Linked DNA regions of Mus musculus: region 2 is linked to region 1. A link is a loop called in an ENCODE intact Hi-C map of the cell type or tissue named here. Cell type or tissue: left cerebral cortex. All regions are shown on one strand. Each heading gives the region's core, and the rest is flanking DNA. Links, peaks and the distances in the headings are about the cores only.

Region 1 (9,891 bases), core at 2,349-6,348:
GACCTTGCTGAAATGCATTTGGCCCCCATGCTTTCATCTTGTCCCTTATAATCTACTGTCCCATTTCAAAGACATATTTTGAGACAGGCAATGGTGGCACACACCTTTAGTCCCAGAACTTGGGAAGCAGAGGCAGGAGGATCTCTGAACTCAAGGCCAGCTTGGTCTACAGGCCAGCTTGGTCTACAGATCTAGTTCCAAGACAGCCAAGGCTACACAGAGAAACCCTGTCTCAGGAGGTTGGGGAAAGACATGCTTTGTTTAACCTACTGGGTACAATTCAGGGCTTCAGATGCTAGGCCCTTGCTCTAGCCACTGACCAGCCCAGACAAACCCTTTACATGTAAGCTAGATTTTATCAAGTGTTCAAATCTTTGAATGGTCTCTCTGCCACCTTAGTGGAAAATCAGTCCTGTGGATCCTCTTTTATTTTTCGTTCTATACTCTTTCACCTGCTAACCTGCTAAAGACAAACCAGCTTCTCTTCACAGGAAGTAAGGCTGCTCCCAACAAAGGACCGGGGTATTAAAGGATCCTACTTGACCTCTCAAGTTTAAACAAGTGACTCATTCATTAGTTATCAGACTTTCTCTAGGAAAGTAGCATTTTCCTAGAGAAGCCCATAGCCCGTAAACTTTGTGGGGTTTGTTTTGGCTTTGTTTTAAGGAGGGGGAGATAGGGTAAAGATTATGGACATCAGCTACTGAGCCCTTTCTTATATAATGCAAGAAGCAGAACCTAAGACTCTGTATAAGCTAAGCAAGCACTTTACCAACTGAACTATACACCAAAGAGCATAACACCACGCTTAAGTGGCATCCGGAAGATGAGGCACAGGTCAAATTTCAGCCAACAAAACATAAACCTCTATGCTAACTGTGCTACGTTATTAAAATCCTCAGAGAGAAAAGGCTTAAAACAGAAATTTCTTATTTTGTTTTTGATAGTCTCATGTAGCCCAGGCTGGCCTTGAACTCCTAGCCCTCCTGAAGCCACCTTGGAAGCACTGGGATTATAAATCTCTCTGCACCTGTGATGCCAGCTCTCCTAGCACTGGGCAGGAGGACTGTTCCACGTCTGATGCCAGCTCGGGTTAGAGTGAAACCCTGTCTCAAAGGGAAAATCAAACATCCGCTGGGGTAGGCTGGGAAGCTGGAGTATTTCTAACCCAAGTAAAACACACACACCCAGCACGGGATTCCACCTCTGGCCCTGAAACTATAACTGCTCAGAAAACCTCTTAGGCATGTCAGTGGTTCAACACTCTTAATATTTTCCCTTCTTTTGTTGCTTAATATTCAGACTTGTCTAATCACAGAGAATCTACTGAAGTCTGCTGGGCATAGGAGTTGTACATGTGCTATCTCATTTACGTCTCAGTATAATAAAGTATATTCATTCCCTTTTTTCTTCAGAGACTCTATATGTGTGCACATCTGAGTGTATGTATGTGCAACACATATACACATATGTATGTATGCGCAGTGCCCACAGAGGCCAGAAGATTTCAGATTCCCTGCAACCAGAGTTACAGGTGGTTGTGAGTCATCACGTGGTTGAGGGGGAATGAAATCTGACCCTACTTCCAAGAGCTGCTCTCTCGGTCCTACCCTCCCCACTTTAAAAGTAAGGGTCTCATTATGTAGATCATGTGGCCTAAAGCTCACTGGGAATAAAGGTATATGCCACCATGCCAAGGCCTTGAACTTCTGATCTTCCTGCACTTACCTTTCAAGGGCTAAGATTACAGACATGCACTAACACATCTTGCTTATATGGTGTCTCCCTCCCTCCTCAGCCTCCTGAATACTGGGATTACAATGTCCAGCTTTCTGGTTTGATTGGGGTGTTTATGTAGACCTAGCCTGCCTCTGATAGGATCAAAGCTTGTATCACCATGCCTGACAGTGTTTTTGTTTTTTAAGATTGTATTTATTTACTTATTATATGTAAGTATACTGTCGCTATCTTCAGACACTCCAGAAGAGGGTGTCAGATTTCGTTATGGATGGTTGTGAGCCACCATGTGGTTGCTGGGATTTGAACTCCGGAGCTTCAGAAGAGCAGTCAGGTGCTCTTACTCACTGAGCCATCTCACCAGCCCGTGTTTTGGTTTTTGAGGTTAGGTGTCCCTGTACAACTCACGATGGCATTGAACTACTCTGTACTGAAGATTAACTTTGAGCCCACTCCTCCATCCTCAGCCTCCTAAGTGCTGCAATGTCAGGTGTATGTACGACACTACCCTAGAGCCTTATCACTATGGAACTTTATTATTTATGAATATTGCTCTTAGTCCCCATCAAAACATAAGCTTCAAGTTGGGAAGGAGCCTATTTAGTTCAATAAAAAATGCTCAAGGAGCCCAAGTAAGATGCCTCACCAAGTAAAGTGCTTGTCTCAAATGCCTGGGGGACACCTGGCAACCTGAGTTTAGACCTCAAAAATCTACATAAAGGAACTGACTTCACAAAGTTGTCCTTTGGCATCCACATCAACACCATGGAAAACGTACAGAGAAGTCAAAACATAAAATTCTAAAACCTCTCCCCCAAAAAATGCTCCCCCCAAAAATGCCTAGGGAGCCAATGTGTGATGATGCATGTATTTATCTCAGCACTTAAGACAAGTAAGATCTCTGCAAGTTCAAAGCCAGCCTAAGCTATAAAAACAATTACCTTTGGAGTTTGTTTTGATTTGAGTCAGGATCTCACTGTGGTAGCCCTGGCTGTGTTGGAACTACATAGCTCAGACTAACCTCGAACTCACAGACATACTCCTGCCTCTGCCTCAGGAGTACTAGAATTAAAAATATGAACAACCATATCCCCACAAAATATAATTTATAACTTGAATATGTTAAGGAAGCCAGGCGTGATGGCACGTGCCTTTTTAATCCCTGTACTCATTCGGGATGCAGAAGCAGGCAGATCTCTGAGTTTGAGATCGTCTACAGAGCGAGGCCCAGGACAGCCAGGGCCACAGAGAGAAACCTGGTCTGGGGGAAGGGGAAAGAAAAACAAACAAACAAACAAACAACCCAACGTCTGTAGCTGTGTGCTGAATAAATTGGGCCACTCTGCGCCTCTCCAGGGGTCCCTTTGTCAGGACTTGCCCTCAAGCACTCCTCTAGAGGAGCCTGTGGGGTTTGTCAAGTCCCCAGGGCGTCCAACACAGGTTCCCATGCATAGAAATTAATGAGCTCAGCCCGCCACCCCCCTATTTTGCACTAATGCTCACCCCACTTAGACCCTACAAGCCTCACCTAAATCCCACCATCACCAGGTACTGACACCGAGGGAGCCTCAAGTTCAAATCCTCCCTCTCCCCCGCCTCCTCCAAGGACACTCTCAATACTACACAGGGGACATCTCCACCTCCGGTACTTTGCAGAAACACCGTCCATTCGTCAGTTCTGAAGCACTAGGAAACCCAAGTGCAGCAATCCCGCCTCCGCTCCACAACAGGGCCGCACCCACTCCCTCAGGGCCCACACGCCGGCCCGCAGGATGCCCGCGGCGCCCCTCACCGCTTCTGGGCCTCCAGTCCCCACAGGCGGATCTGTCGGTCATACTGCGCTGCCTCCTCCTCGCTGATGCCACCGCCGCCGCCGCCGCCAGCCTCCTCCTTCTCTACCATGGCGCCGGCTTTCAGCTCACCCGCTCCCGCTCTCGCTAACCGCCAGCAGCGAGTCCGTGCACCGGGGACGCGCTTGCGCCTGCGCAGAGAGCCGCGCCTGCGCAGTGCCACCTCCGTGCTTTGCGGGAGACCACGTGGATACCGAAGACTCCAAGGCCCGCTCGCTGCCCCATCACGTGATGGAGACGCCAATCAATCCCGGAGAGGAAAAAGAAAAAAAAAGAAAAGTGGCGGGTGTTTTGATTCCTCGAGGATGTCCACGCGGTCATTTATGAAGCGGATCTGGATCGAGTTGTCACCGGGATTCCAGCATCGATGGTGTGGTGAAATAAAGATACTACTTTAAAATAACAACACATGGAGCTCACTACCTATTGAGGCGAAAAAAATAAAACAAAAGAAAGCTAGACTTTCCTCCTGGACAGAAAAAGAGGAAGGACTCCTCTCTGCCCTCTCCTCTCCTGACACATTCTCAAATCCTTATGTAAGATGCAAGACTCAAATTGATCATGGTGGGCTATGCCTGTAATCACAGCTTTTGGACAAAAATAAGTGAAAGGAATCAAAAGTTAAAGGCCAGCCTGGGTTACATGAGATCCTGTTAACAGAAGCAAACCTAAATTTATGAGCTCGTGCCTGTAATCCCAGCATTCATGCCTTCACAAGGCTGAAGTAGGAGAATTACTACGAATGAGATCCTGTCTCAAAACCGTCAAGGACTGAAAAGATGGCTCAGTAAAGTGCTTGCCTGAGTTTAATATCTATATTCCTATTTAAAACAAAAACAAAACAAACAAACAAACAAATTTGTAGTGCAGATTTGTAATCCCAGCACTTGGGAGAAGGTTTTCTGGGCCTTGCTCAGACCCACACTTATCTAACCAACAAACCCATATCCCAATGAAGATATCCTGGGTCAAAAACCAAGGCTGATGCTGGGTGATGATGGCTGCCCAGAGCTTTAATCCCAGCACTCTGGAGGCAGAGGCAGGAAGATCTCTGAGTTGGAGGCCAGCCTGGTCTACAGAGTGAGTTCCAGGACAGCCAGGGCTATATAGAGAAACCCTGTCTCAAAAAACAAAAACAAACAAACAAACAAACAAACAAAAAAGAGTTCAAAGCTGGGGCTGGAGAGATGGCTCAGTGGTTAAGAGCACTGACTACTCTTCCAGAGGTCCTGAGTTCAATTTTCAGCAACCACCTGGTGGCTCACAACCATCTCTAATGGGATCTGATGCCCTCTTCTGGTGTGTGTTTGAAGACAGCTACAGTGCACTCACATAAATAAAATTAATAAATAAATCTTTAAAAAAAGAGAGAGAGTTCAAAGCTGGGGCTGGCGAGATGGCTCAGCAGTTAAGAACACTGACTTCTCTTCCAAAGGTTCTGAGTTCAAATCCCAGCAACCACATGCCCTCCTCTAGTGTGTCTGAAGATAGCTACAATGTACTAAGATATAATAATAAATAAATCTTTAAAAAAAAAAAAACAGAGTTCAAAGCCAGTCTGGACCACATAGCAGGACTCTACCTCAAAAAAAAAAAAAATTAGAATAAATCCCAGTATGGTTACACATGCCTTTAATATGCCTTTAATAGCAGCACTTGGAAGGCAGAGGCAGGTGGATCTGTGAGTTGAGGCTAGGCTGATCTACATAGCAGCTCCAGACCAACCAGTGGACTGCAAATGTGAGGATTTAAATTTGGTTCTTTAGAAAGCCAGATTTGGTAGTCAGCATGTCTTCAATCCCAGCACTCACACCTAGAGATAGGAAGCAAAGACAGACTCCCCCAGCCTGGTATATGCTGCAATGAAAAAGGGATGTGAGCCAGTCGGTGCTCTTAACCGCTGAGCCATCTCGCCAGCCCCAGCTTTGAACTCTCTCTCTCTTTTTTTTAAAGATTTATTTATTAATTTTATTTATGTGAGTGCACTGTAGCTGTCTTTAGACACACACCAGAAGAGGGCATCAGATCCCATTAGAGATGGTTGTGAGCCACCAGGTGGTTGCTGAGAATTGAACTCAGGACCTCTGGAAGAGCAGCCAGTGCTCTTAACCACTGAGCAATCTCTCCAGCCCCAGCTTTGAACTCTTTGTTTGTTTGTTTGTTTGTTTTTGTTTTTCGAGACAGGGCTTCTCTATATAGCCCTGGCTGTCCTGGAACTCACTCTTTAATCCCAGCACTCGGGAGGCAGAGGAAGGCAGATCTCTGAGTTTGAGGCCAGCCTGGTCTACAGAGTGAGTTCCAGGACAACCAGGGCTACACAGAGAAACCCTGTCTTGTAAAACAAAACAAAACAAAACAAAACAAAACAAAACAAAACAAAAAAGGGATGTGGTCTTATTCAAGGTGGGAGATAAAGACTGACACTAGAGGTTATCCTCTGACCTCCACAGGTTGGATGAGACACTGATAAGCTCACATACACCACACACAATATTGTAAATGATAACAACACTTCCTCAACCAATGCTTTTGAAAGCAACCGTAATTAAATATATACAGAGAGAGAGAGAGAGGAGAGAGAGATACACACATTCACACACGCTTTCACATGCACTCACAAATAAAATAATACCAAAAACCTTGGAAGTTAGTGGTTGTTTATTAAAAGAGCAATTGATGGGAGAAGGAAATGGATAGAAGAGGATAATGAGGGCTGGCAACTATGATGGGATAACATTATGTGTATGTATGGAATCGTCAAAAAAATTAAAAATACTTAGCAGGGTAGTGGTGGTGCATGCCTCAGGAGGCAGAGGCATGAGGATCTCTGAGTTTCAGGCCAGTCTGGTCCACAGAGAGCATTCCAGGACAGCCAGGGCTACACAGAGAACACTGTCAAGAAAAGCCAAGAGCTGGAGAGATGGCTCAACAGCTAAGAGCACTGACTACTCTCCCGGAGGTCCTGAGTTCAAATCCCAGCAACCACACAGTAGCTCACAACCATCCATAATGAGATCTGATGCCCCTCTTCTGGTGTGTCTGAAAATAGCTACAGTGTACTTACATATAATAAATAAGTACATCTTTTTTAAAAATGCATGTGTAAGCCGGGCGTGGTGGCACATGCCTTTAATCCCAGCACTCGGGAGGCAGAGGCAGGTGGATTTCTGAGTTCGAGGCCAGCTTGGTCTACAGAGTGAGTTCCAGGACAGCCAGGGCTATACAGAGAAACCCTGTCTCAAAAAACCAAAAACCAAAAACAAAAACAAAAACAAACAAAAAAGCATGTGCACACACACACACACAACTAAAGAAATAAAAACAAATATAATAAAATGATTTCCAAAAGGAATAGAGCTGATGCAATGGTTAGCATTGTCTGTTTTAACAAGATGAGAATGTCACCTAGGAGACAAACCTCTGGTGTATTGGTGAGAGTTTCCAGCTTAGGTTAATTTCAGAGAGAGCAGCATCGCTCCACCATCCCAGACTGCAGAAAGCAAGCTGAGCACCAGCATTCATCCCTCTGTGTTTTCTGGCTGCAGATGCCACGTGACCAGCGACCACACACTTCTGCTTCCAAACCTGTTCCATCCACCATAGACCCTTCCATCCAACAACTGGTTGTCTTAGGTAGCGAATGAATACAACTATCGTGGAAATGAGAATACCAGTAGATCTTGGAGGCATTGTGTTTAGTTTCCTTTGCACATTTTCAGAGGGAATCACTTGTTGCTTTGTTTTAGAAAAGTGTGCATTAGAACAATTGCCAAATTAAGGCTTTGTACCTTAAAAAGGGGGAAGAACAGCTATTAAATAGCTTAGGTGCCTGGGTTTAAAGATTGTGAAATTACATCTGCCCAGGTGACTGCTTACCACTCATGACATAGGCAGTGAGAATTCTCACTCCCACCTGTATATAGGCATCACCTTGGGAGATTTGGAGCAGATGCCCTGCCAAACCTCCTTCAGAGACTCCAATTAGTCTGCGGTGGAACTGAGATACTGGGAATTTTACAAATCCTTCTCGTAGTTCTGAAATTCAATACCTGCAGTAAAAACAGAGAAGCATGCAACAAAAAGTATTTTCTATTGTTTTATTCCAATCCTGATTCTTTTGTGTTAAGAAAGCATAACAGGGCTGGGGCGTGGTGGCACACACCTTTAATCCCAGCACTTGGGAGGCAGAGGCAGGCGGATTTCTGAGTTCAAGGCCAGCCTGGTCTACAGAGTGAGTTCCAAGACAGCCAGGACTATACAGAGAAACCCTGTCCCAAAAAACAAAAACAAAAACAAAAAAAAAGAGAGAAAGGAAAAAAGAAAACATAGCAGGGCTGGAGAGATGGCTCAGAGGTTACAGATGGCTCATAACCATCTGTAATGGAATCCAATGCCCTATTCGTGTATGTCTGAAGAGAGTGGCAGTATACTCACATACATAAAATAAATAAATCTTTAAACAAACAAACAAACAAGAAAACATGACAACAGAGGATGGGAGGTGTTGGTGCATAGCTAGATCCCTGCCCTTGGGAGGCAGATGGATCTCTTGAGTTTGTGGCCAGCTTTCTCTACAAAATTAGCTCCAGGACAGCCAGGAGAGATGGCTCAGTGGTTAAGAGCGCCGACCGACTGCTCTTCCAGAGGTCCTGAGTTCAAATCCCAGCAACCACATGTGGCTCACAGCCATCTGTAACAAGACCTGATTCCCTCTTCTGGTGTCTGAAGACAGCTATAGTGTACTTACATATAATAAATAAAATAAATCTTAAAAAGAGAGACAGAGGGGGCTGGTGAGATGGCTCAGTGGTTAAGAGCGCCGACCGACTGCTCTTCCAGAGGTCCAGAGTTCAAATCCCAGCAACCACATGTGGCTCACAGCCATCTGTAACAAGATCTGACGCCCTCTTCTGGAGTGTCTGAAGACAGCTACAGTGTACTTACATATAATAAATAAATCTTTAAAAAAAAAAGAGAGAGAGAGACAGAGGCAGACATACTCCAGGGGATGCTTTCATGCACTGTGTATTCAGATGTTGATTATTGTGCCTAGACATCTGCTGACAGCCTGGACTACGGCATGGTCAAACATCTCTGGTGTCAAGGTTGTGTAAAACTGTTTTTCACCGGGTGTGGTGGTGCACGCCTTTAATCCCAGCACTCGGGAGGCAGAGGCAGGCGGTCTTTCTGAGTTCTAGGCCAGCCTGGTCTACAAAGTGAGTTCCAGGACAGCCAGGGCTGCACAGAGAAACCCTGTCTCGAAAAACCAAAAAACCAAAAACCGAAAAACAAAAACAAAACAACAACAACAACCCCCCCCCCCCGTTTTTCCTCACTTCTGATTGGTTAGTTAAGACCAGACTAGCCAATTAGTTGGGCAGAACAGAGTAGGCTGGGCTTCTTATCCTAACGGGGGTTGGGCACTCACAGCTGAGAGAGAAGCTATGGGGAGACCTTATGGAGGGAGGGGCCAGGAGGAGTCTAGATGAGGACACACATGGATCAGAACAAGCCAGGGTGAGACTCAGATGAAAAGTAAAAGATCATCCTTAGAGGGTGTCTTAGTTAGGGTTTTGTGGTTTTGTTTTGTTTTGTTGTTTGTTTGTGTTTTTCTATATAGCCCTGGCTGTCCTGGAACTCACTTTGTAGACAAGGCTGGCCTCGAGCTCAGAAATCTGCTTGTCTCTGCCTCCCGAGTGCTGGGATTAGATTAGTGCCTCCCGAGTGCTGGGATTAGTAGCACACACCTTTAATCCTGGGAGACGGAGGCAGTCAATCTCTGAGTTCAAAGCCAGCCTGGGACAAAGCAAGTCCCAGAACCAGGAGTGATGGTACACACCTTTAATCTGGGTTACACCTTCTGCTGGAGGCCTACATAAGGGCTCTGGAAGAAGGCTCATTCTTCCAGACCATTTGCACTTCCTTGCCAGCGCATCTGTTGGAACCTACTTCTACAGAAAACCAGCTGAAACAACCAGCCTTGTGGGACTGTGCAGCTACTAGACTCTTGGACTTCCCCTTCACAGCTGCCTGTGGTTGGTTTAGTTGAACTACAAAATGTAAGTCACTACAATAAATTCCCTTAATATATAAAGACATTCATTCCATAAGCTCCATGACTCTAGAGAACCCCGACTAAGACACATAGTAAGTGCACTAAATGTCACTGTGAGTTAAATACTTGAGAATGGCCTGCAAGTCATTAAATCCCAGCAGTTACGAGGCAGGGACAGGTAAATCTCTGTGAGTTAAAGGCTGCCTGGTCCTTGGATGTCCAGGACTACTTATAGAGACCTTGTCTCAG
Region 2 (9,891 bases), core at 3,530-7,529, 190 kb before region 1:
GGAGCTGCCTAGGGGATGAGGAGGGATGCAGGGGGCGGGGGGCGGGGGGAGGAGCAGAAAGCCTCCAAGGAGTGGGGTGTGACTAGGAGTCCAGCAGCAGGAAGTGGCTGGGCGGGCATCTCCAGGTGTAGCCGTGGTCCCACATGAACTTTAGCCCCGCCCCCCATCTCTACTTCTAACTGTCAGAGACCCAAGTGGAAGGGCAAACCTGGGGCAACAGACTCAGAGGCCTCAGGAGATTGGCTAGGCTCCCAGATCCCACACACACAGACTCACCAGGGCCTCAGTGTGGCCGCTCACCTCACCTCCCAGGGCCCCTCAGGGCTGCAAACACATCAAAGAGACAAAAGCTTGCTCTGTGGAGCCTTGATGGCCCAGAGAAGGGAGGTGCTAAAGGGCTGAGATGGAGTGGGGGGGGGGGGAGCACCCTCTTCCAGGCGAAAGGGAGGGGGTGTGGGGGGGAGGGCTTGTGGAGGGGGACTGGGAAGGGAGACAACATTTGAAATGTAAATAAATAAAACAATTAATTAATTTTTGAAAAAAGGCTTGACTTGGCGAGGGCCAAGGCTGGGTTTCTTCCCACTGAGGGTGAGGGAGGCACAGGTCCTGAAGCAAAGCCTGACTTTATTTGCATGGACACACTGCTGTCCCCCACTTGGGCGCTCCAGGAGCAGTGCTGGCTCAGACATGCTGCCTTCGATGTCTTAGTACCTCAGTTGGGGTAAAGAGGAAGTCCTGCCCGCACACCTGGCAGTGGTAGGGCCTCTGCAGGGCTGATGTCTTCTGTGGTGGTGCAGGAGCAGCCTCCTCAGACCCTGCAAAGGAAAGGAATGGCTCTGGTTCCCACCCAACCATGGTGCCTGTGAGCCAGCCTGGCCCCAGCATTGGGGGCACACAGCCACAGTCTCCCCTGCGGAGTGGCACTGTGTGACTGTGTGGCTGTGTGGGACTGTGGGACTGTGGGACTGTGGGACTGTGGTACTGTGTGACTATGGCACTGTGTGACTGTGTGACTATGGCACTGTGGGATAGACTGTGTGACTGTGGATCTGTGAGATTGTGGCACTGTGGGACTGTGGCACTGCGGCATTGTGTGACTATGGCACTGTGGGATAGACTGTGGGACTATGGGACTGTGGCACTATGGGTCTGTGTGACTGTGGCACTATGTGACTATAGCACTGTGGGATAGATAGACTGTGTGACTATGGCACTGTGGGATAGACTGTGTGACTATGGCACTATGGGTGTGTGTGACTGTGGCACTGTGTGATTATGGCACTGTGGGATAGACTGTGTGACTGTGTGACTGTGGCACTGTGGCACTATGGGTCTGTGTGACTGTGGCACTGTGTGACTATGGCACTGTGGGATAGATAGACTGTGTGACTATGGCACTGTGGAATAGACTGTGTGACTGTGTGACTGTGGGACTATGTGACTGTGGCACTGTGTGACTCTGTGACTCTGTGACTGTGGCACTGTGTGACTATGGCACTGTGGGATAGACTGTGTGACTGTGTGATTGTGGCACTGTGGGTCTGTGTGACTGTAGCACTGTGGCACTGTGGGTCTGTGGGTCTGTGTGACTGTGGCACTGTGGCACTGTGGGTCTGTGGGTCTGTATGACTGTGGCACTATGGGACTGTGGCACTGTGGCAGATGAGGCAGAGCACACTAAGGCAGAAGTGGCTGTGCAACAAGGAAAGCACAACCGCCACTGAAGAGAAAACAGGAGAAGAGCCAGCCCACTGCTCCTCCCTCCCTGAGCAACCAGGCTTCAAGGAATCCAGCAAGCCAGTCACAGGAAGCAATGTATGGTAGACAGTGGTTAAGGATATCACTCTTGGCACAGGACACACACACAAAGACACAGACAGTCACGGACACACAAACACACAGACACAGACAGACACATACACACAGAGACACATACACACACAGACTTGCCTGGATCATCGCCTGGCGCCTCAGGGCAGGTGTTCTCATGAGCAATGCGCTCCAAGGGTGTGAAGGGCATGTGCAGGCCACAGTGTGGGCAGGTCCAGAAGGAACGCAGACAGTCACTGTACAGGTCAGTGTCACTCTACGACAGAGGAAACGTGTCAGGACCCCTGCTTCAGCGGCTGGAGGCTCCCAGCCCCCACAGGGCATAAGTGTGACTATAGCTGCCAGCTGGGCCTGGAGCTTCCAACCACCCACTCCAAAGCCACAAGCGACCTCACTCACCGTGAGGCAGTTGTAGGTGAGATAATCAGAGACAGCGTAGCCCCCCTTGGTGGGGTGTGGAGACAGGGTAGAATTTCCAAAGAGGCCGGGCAGACTAGGGGCGGTCGTGATGGTCTGGGGTCCCACGTAGAGGTTCTGGGCTTCTAGACCAGTGAGCCTTCGGAGGCGGTAGGGAACCTACAGAAAGGGAGAGCAGAGACAGAAATGGGGTGGGCGCCCCCAGAGCCAGCTCTGCCTAAAGCCCTCCCTTGGACTTTGCCTAAGCCACTCCCAACTTGCTTTCAGACCTTTGTGGCCCCAGTGGCTCCTCCAGCCACCCTCCCCAGGCTCACCCTCTGCTGCCTCTAGCTGATGAGACCACGGCCAGACCTTAGCTACCTTGTCCCTCCTGCAAGGTGCCTCAGGCTTGGTCCCCTTTCCCCAACTGCCTAGGCCTGTCTTCACATGCGTGTGACTGACACACACACACACACACACACACACACACACACACACACTGAAGTCAGCCTGGATTCACCCCTCTCCTTGGACTCCCATGGTGCAGAATCAGAAATGACTATTCCCAGCCATGAGGATGGTTTCAGCCCACTCTGCTCACATCTTCCTCTCTGTTCTCACAGGAGACCCCTGGGCCCTCATGCTGCGCATGTCCTTAGCATACAGAAGGCACCTGTCATCTGCTCAGTGCGTGGCACATAGTGGTGTCTAGCAGCATGGCCTCTAGAGCCAAACACCGGTGCTTCCCCACATCAGCCATGTGACCTCAGGTACCACTGAGCCTCTTTGAATCCTTAAAGGAGCCCCCACTAAGTGACGCCCCCTTCTGGTACCTTGGCCACCATGAACTGCAGCAGCTCCCTGCTCAGAGCAGCCACCTCCTGGGGGCTGACTGCTGGAGACCCCATGTCTTCCTCCTGCTCTAGCTTCCGTCGCTGGGCCTGGCGGGCCAGCTGCCGGTCCAGGGCACTTTCCCAGTGGACACGGAGCCGCAGGGATGTTGCCAGGAGCCGGACGGCACTCTCGCTATCTGCGAGCTGCAGCTCTAGCCAACCGTCAGCCACCAGGCGGGAGCAGTCACCGTTGGTGTCAATGGAGCGGCTGAACAGCAGGAGGGACTGCAAGAGAAAAGCTGTGCGGCTCAGGAGGCCACCTCAGGTGCCACCTGGCTGTGTCCCTGCCTACCCCTCATTCACCCATCCATCTGTGCACTCACCTGTTCATCCCTCACCTGCCCACCTCCTACTTGTCCACCACGACACCCCATGTCCCTCTCCCACTAATCTATCCCATCTACCTATCCATCCCCCGTCCATCCATGTACCCAACTGTCTGCCTCTGCCTGTCTTTCACCTATCCATGTACCCAGCTGACTACCCATCAACCCTCATCTGTCCTTCCCTCCCCTGTCCATTCAGCTTCATGCCCACCCCACCTGTCCACCCATCCAAGTGTCTACCCATCACCTGCCTGACTACCTAGCCCCCCCCCACCTGCCTGTTCTCCCGTCCATCCATCTGTCTACTCAATATAACCGCCCAACAATGCTGCAGGCCTCCTCTGCCATGCTCTGGTGCCATGTTGGAGACACAGTGGTCAGCACAAAGCCAGCCCCACCACCAGTCAACATTCAACTTAAAGAGACAAGGATAAAATTAAAGAGTGCAATATCCTGGAAACCTAAGAATCAAGGCACCTTAGGGAGTCACAAAAAAGGGAGTGTGACCAAAGGAAGTAGTTAACTGGTGACACATGCTTTAATCCCAATCCTTGGAGGCTGAGGCAGGAACATGGAGGCCGGAAGACCCCAGACAGAGAGGCACATGGGTTCCTGACACCAAGGCAGAGCCAATCTCACAAGGGTAGGGCTGACTATGGGTGGATGGACTGGAGGCAGGTGATGTCCATTTGAGTGGATGGGTGGACAAGTGGAGGTGGGCATGAAGCTGAATGGCCAGGGAAGGGAAGGACAGATGAGGGTTGATGGGTAGACAGCTGGGTACATGGATAGGTGAAAGACAGGCATTTGGGTGATGTTCCCCTCATCATAAGCAAGGAGTAGCAAGAGGGGATTAGGATCCAGATGTCACCCCAAATGGTGAATGTCTCATTGCTACCATCTCACGGGGTCCCACACCATGCCTCTCTCTGTAGTATGCAGAAGCCCTGGCTGTGTTGCTTTTCATTGGCACGTAAGCCCCACCCAGCTGGCACAGACCCCCAGCCCCAACAGTAATGGTGGCTGGCACAAGGGAAAGGCCTCAGTGGGTCATGGGCCACAACTTCCTGTGGCCCCTGCACAGGTTCCTGCCCTTCCCCGGGAAACAAAACCAGAGGGGTCTGAATAGTGCAGACATCTGACTGACAGGAGAATCGGTTGGGGCAGCATGTGACCCTAGAGCTATTATCTACCTCTCCCTGTGCAGCCCAGGCGGTGACTCGACCTCAGCTTCCTGTGGGTAGAGTGGAACACCTAGCCCATGGAGGCGACTGTGGGCAGGCCTGGCACTTTCCTTAGTCTCTTCCTGGACAAGGCTCAGCTTCCCACAGCCACCACATCAAAGCTGCCCCAGTCTCCAGCTGTATACAGCAGCGCACACCTGCCTTGGGGCCTTGGCACATGCTGGCCCTCAGCTAAGGACACTCCTGTGATTCTGGCATGGTCCCTTCAGGACTGCAGCCAGTCAGCACATCTCATCAGCTCATGTCGTACCACCTGGTGCCCCACCGGCCGCTCCCCAAGCCCTAATTTTCCTGGTGATTTAAAAACATACACATACACACACATACACAAAATCTCAAATAGCTCAGGCTGGCTTGGAACTCATGAGCCACCTATTGGGATTACAGAGGTTCTGAGTTCTCTTGAAGACATGACATGGGCTTCCCTGAACTGTGAGTTCAGAAGGGCAGCACCCTCGGTATGCCTCTGGGTGCTGGGGACAGTGCTTGGCACCAGCGGGCACTCAACAAGTAACCATGGTGTAGAGCCTTAAATGAGAACCACCCACAACTGCTGCAGACCAGAAGCCAGTGGGTGTGGAGGGCGGCTCCTCCAGGCAACTGTCCAATCTGAGCCAAGGCCTACCTGGAGGGCCGGGATTCTGACGCAGTTCACCAGGTATGGCTTGTTGGTCTCCAGTAGGGAGACGAAGGCCAGCAGCTGATGCTTGCAGCTCATTTGGTCCCTGCCATCTGAAAAGCAAAAGAGGCATCTCAGGCCATCTGACTCTCCCTGCACCCATGGCCACCCGTCCATCACTCAGGGCCCGTGTCACAGCACACAGACAGCACGCCCTGGGCATAAGACAACTTTGAGTTATTACAAACACTGCCACAGCCTGACACTAAGGAACAGCTATCCACCTTGATGGGTCACCAGCACTATCCTGACATATGCAGTCCTTGTTACTAAATGACATGAAGTCTGGCCTGTGCTTTGAAATGCTCTGGCAAGGGCTGGTAAGGTGGCTCAGCTGGTAAAGGCGCTTGCTGCCAAGTCTGACAACTTGAGTTCAATTCCCCGGGACCCATATGGTAGGAGAGCTGACTCCGTCAGGCTGACCTCTGCCTGCGGTACCTGCGGTGACATGTATGCCCTTGAACACACACACAATAAATGTAGAAGTATTATTTGTAAAAACACGAGGTTCCAGCAAAGACCAACAAGGGAAAAATGAACCCAACCCTCCAGGTAGCTAGTGAGGGGACAAACAAGGCTGGGGACTGGGACCACTGCTGAGGGTTCTCGAGGGCATCCACAGCTCATCACTGCCTCATACGGTTGGAAATTTTCAAAGTGGAGAAAAAGAGAAGCTGAGGACGAAAAGGGAGGTAGGGTGGAAGGAAATGCTAGCAGCGAGGGCCACAGCCTGGTCACGATGGTTAACAGCGTTCATTCTGCCCTCCACTCTGCCAGTCCGAAGCCTTGTTGTCTTTTTCTGTGACCATCTCCCATTCTCCACACCAAGGTGCGTTGAGCTGGCTCTCGAAGTTGGCCTGTAGGGGCCCCTGTGGCTCTGCCTGTTGCTGCCTGTCTGCATGAGAGCTGGGGGGACCTCCCTCCTCAGGGCCAAGCTGAGGCTCTCGCTTCCCGCTTCCCAACCAGCACAGTGCTAACGGCAGTGTCTCACTGGCTGGATTCAGGAAGCGGCCTGGAAGTTCAGCACAGTGTGCTGTCTGCAGCCCGCTGGGCTGGTGAGCCTTCCCTGGAGTTTCCCTCCCACAGCACAGCACAAATAGGGGATGGGAAGGAACCCTGGGAATGCCCGAGTGAGGGACCTGAGTTGGAGGTGCCACCATCTGTCACGTGCCACCAGGGTCACTGTACCTTGGCTCCCTTCTTGGCCTGAGGCCTCCTGCCCCTGTGTGTGTAATACCTCAGGGCTGTTGGCAAAGACACAGGTGGGGTGCAGCACGGTGCCCTGCTTGGCCTGCGTGTGGAAAATCTGCAGAGGCCAAAGGCAAGCACTGGAACAGGAGGCCCCGACCTGTCCCGCGGAATACCCAGTGCCCTTTCTCCTCCCCTGGGACAAAGTCCTTCTCCTTATTCACCAAGTCCTCCAGATTCCTGCCCAAGCTGGGTGTGACCCTCTGCCTTGCCCTCCTCCAGCCCTGTCCCCTCTGGCTAGTGTGCAGAGCAACCCAAGGACAAAGCCAAGGGTCTTTCTGTCACACTAAGTTCCCTGGAACCCAGGGGGTGCTGAGGAAACACGTTAAAAGAGAAGTCTACCTGGTCTGAGTCCTTGCGGCCACTGTTGAACGCATCGGGCACAGCCAGCTGTGGGTACAGCCCCCGCCCGAGCACCAGCTTGAGCAGGGCCAGTTGGTCTCGGGTCAGGTCCTGGGCTGAGCTGGCAGCTGCCTGCAGCTGCTCCAGGTTGTGCCGAAGCTTGAATTTCACATCCTGCAAAGGCAAGAATGCGTGGTGGCTCTGAGGGATCCCGACCCCTGCTCTAGAAGGTGTTTGTGTCTCCTGTGTCCCATGCCCCTTCATGCCCCTGGCCCCGTACATGGCCGTCCCACCTGGATGTCAACGCTGTCAGCCCTCTGGGAGGTAGAGCCCTCTCGGTCCTCTTCATCGCTGGAGCAGCCATCCTCCTGCAGCCTCAGCACCTTGCGCCTGCGTCCCCCACCCTCCTCATGCTGTCGCTTCAGCTGGTGCAGGGCCCTGCGCTCTCGGCGCTGCTGCAGCCGACTGTAGCTGTCCCCTGGGGCCACTACCTGGGCCCCACTCAGCAATCCATGATCCTCCAACAGCTCCTATGAACAAGAAGGGCTCAGGTGAGTGGGCTCTGGGCTGACACAGCCTCAGGCCCACAGGCTGGTATGTGATAACTTCCTGGTATATTCTCCTCAGTGCAGAGTGAGGGTCACCCCATACCTCCCAAGGCTGTGGAGGCGGGGGGCGGGGAGGTCAGTCCTTGGCCCCAGACTTGAGTTCTGTGCCCTGGGAACAGCTCTTACTCATGAACATCTGGTCAGGCACAGATGGTTCACAGGAGAGTCAATAGCAGCTATTCCCAGAGCTGCCTGCAGGCTCACTTGAGGGCTAGCATGGGGCCCTCAAGGTCCCACAAGATTCTTCTCAAAGCTGGGTTATGCCTGGGAACCTGTCAGGAACACCTAATCTCAAGCCAGACCTGGCCATGCATACCTGTCATCCCGGCACTCAAGAGGCTGAGGCAGGGAAATCATGGGTTTGGGGCTAGCCTGGGCTACTTAATAAGGCCCTGTGAAGAGAAGAGGGACTGGACGTTTCTACTCAGTGATAAAGCACTTACCTAGCATGAACAAGGCCCTGGGTTCAAGGTCAACAAGAGTAGAACCAAAGCTCTGGAAGCTGCAGAAGTGGGCAAGGAATGACTGAGCCCAACACTGAGAGCCTAGCAAGGTTTCTGAGTCCTAACTGGCCCACCTGCCCTCGAGGCCATGGGCTACCCCAGGAACTCCTATTGCCTCCATGCTACAGACCACCACAAAGCTCAGTGTATCTGAGCTTCCTGTAAGTGACAGAGAGAGGCACACAGAACTGAAGCCACACAACAGTGGAGCGCACAGCTCTGTCCTCACTCACCTCCAGTGACCACAGTGACACGCTGCCCACACAGCCTGCCACGTGAACATAGGCGGCAGCTGGAGAGCTATTGTATCTGCCCATTGGGACTGAAGAGTGTCATTACTTTCATCTTCCAGGGGAAATTTCCAGGGGAAGCTAAGGCCCAAGGGTTGTGGTGGAGGGCGGGGCCTCAGGGGAAACCACACTGTGAGAACGAGCCGAGCCACGTTGGGCTGCAGACACATTGGCTGTCCTGTCACCTTGAATGCCCCCCCCCCCCGCCCCCAACACTCACCCTGAGCTGCAGGTCAGCAGCCTGGGGCCAAGGTGAGCCTCTCCCCTAGGATGCCATACAGCCAGTGACCCGTGTGCCTTCCCCAAGAACACTCTCCAAGGTCCACGCTTTTGCCACCTTGCCAAGGCTGCCCCAGTCCTGCTCCCCTTGTGGGACGGTGATGTGGTGGGGACCCAGTCACCCAGAAGGGTCTGGTCCTCACCTTGAACTGGCGCCGCAGGTTGGCCATCTCATACAGCCGGTGCTCCTCCACACCCCGGCGGCGGCACCACTTTCGAGAGTTTCCGCTCCGCTCAGACTTCACCTGGTTGAGGGGCAGACACCTCAGAGTGAGGACCTGGCCAGCTGTGGGAGCAAGCCCCAGCACGGGAGCCTCTGAAGCAGGGCGGGCTGGGGGCCGCTCTAAGGGACCCTCCTATCCTTTTTCCAGGACTCAGCCCCAGAGCTCATGCACCCCGACAGGAGCACCCAGACAGCATGCTGGGTTAGGTGTCCTGGGTCCTCCCCCTGAACTGCCACTGATGAGGGCTCAGGAATGGTAGACTGGGTATATAATGTCCCCCAGGAAGGTTGGCCTTTCTCTAGATAGCACTGGGTTCTGTCGGATACCCTGTGGATCCTGGGCTGGGCACTGGCTGCCACACCCCCACCCCCACCCCCACCCTGGGCACCAGAGCATGAATGGCAGGGACAGAGATTCCTTGGGTAGACTCAGGGCTCAGAAACATGAAGCAGCACAGCTGGAGGGTCCTCCAGTGGGGTTGAATGACAAAGGCACCCAGCCCAGCCTCACCTGCACCCAGGCATTGAAGACATTGAAGAGTGTGAAGGGGTCACCCTGGTCACTTTCCAGCGGTCTCCGGGCAGTGGCACAGTCCAGGTTGCTCTGGGCACTGCGGGTGAATGGTGACTGGACGCTGAGGGCAGCAGCAATGGTGAGCACAGGCTCTGCCAGGCTGAACATGGAGCCGAGGATCAGCATCTTCCCTGTGGACAGCAGGGGCAGCTAAGCCTCGGGAAAGTCAGCTCTCTGCTCTGGGGCACTCAAGGGCCCTGCTCTCACCTCCTTCTCCACTGCTCACAAAGAGCCTTAGGAACCAAACAGGCCGATGCAAACCTACAAGCTGAGATTTGTGGTCCCAGAACCTTAAGGAAGAGCCTCTGTTTCCCCATCTCTCCACTAGAGATCATGACCGGAGTTCCTTCCTTCAGCTCATAGGGCCCATTTTAATGCTGGCCAAAAATTTGAGCTACCCCTGACCTCCACCAGCCTCCCTTGGCTTGATTTCCTTGGCTCCCAGTGGCCACAGCT

Evidence for each region. A loop is a pair of places that touch in the nucleus more often than their neighbours do. Peaks named below come from ENCODE experiments on the same cell type or tissue, not always from the same donor. Only the 100,000 strongest peaks of a DNase experiment are listed, where the experiment ranks them.
Region 2: it touches region 1 in a loop (2.1-fold over the local background); 8 of 42 quality-filtered maps call a loop at or near these places.

What each region holds. Positions count from the first base shown.
Region 1 is chr7:16,384,112-16,394,002 of GRCm38, forward strand. Sae1 (SUMO1 activating enzyme subunit 1) reads right to left here and starts at 3,785. Exons shown (of 9, transcript NM_019748.3): 1 at 3,530-3,785. The coding sequence starts at 3,639. In left cerebral cortex, for the core only: a CTCF peak has its summit at 3,912; a DNase peak (open chromatin) is centred at 3,765; H3K4me3 peaks cover 1,456 bases; H3K27ac peaks cover 426 bases.
Region 2 is chr7:16,196,616-16,206,506 of GRCm38, forward strand. Dhx34 (DEAH (Asp-Glu-Ala-His) box polypeptide 34) reads right to left here. Exons shown (of 17, transcript NM_027883.3): 8 at 9,373-9,566; 9 at 8,782-8,883; 10 at 7,252-7,488; 11 at 6,959-7,132; 12 at 6,557-6,674; 13 at 5,315-5,421; 14 at 3,060-3,344; 15 at 2,230-2,406; 16 at 1,951-2,086; 17 at 606-815. The coding sequence ends at 682. Among named protein-coding and RNA genes, the nearest start is that of Dhx34, 20 kb to the right of the region's middle. In left cerebral cortex, for the core only: no CTCF peak of the experiment used is centred there; a DNase peak (open chromatin) is centred at 5,278.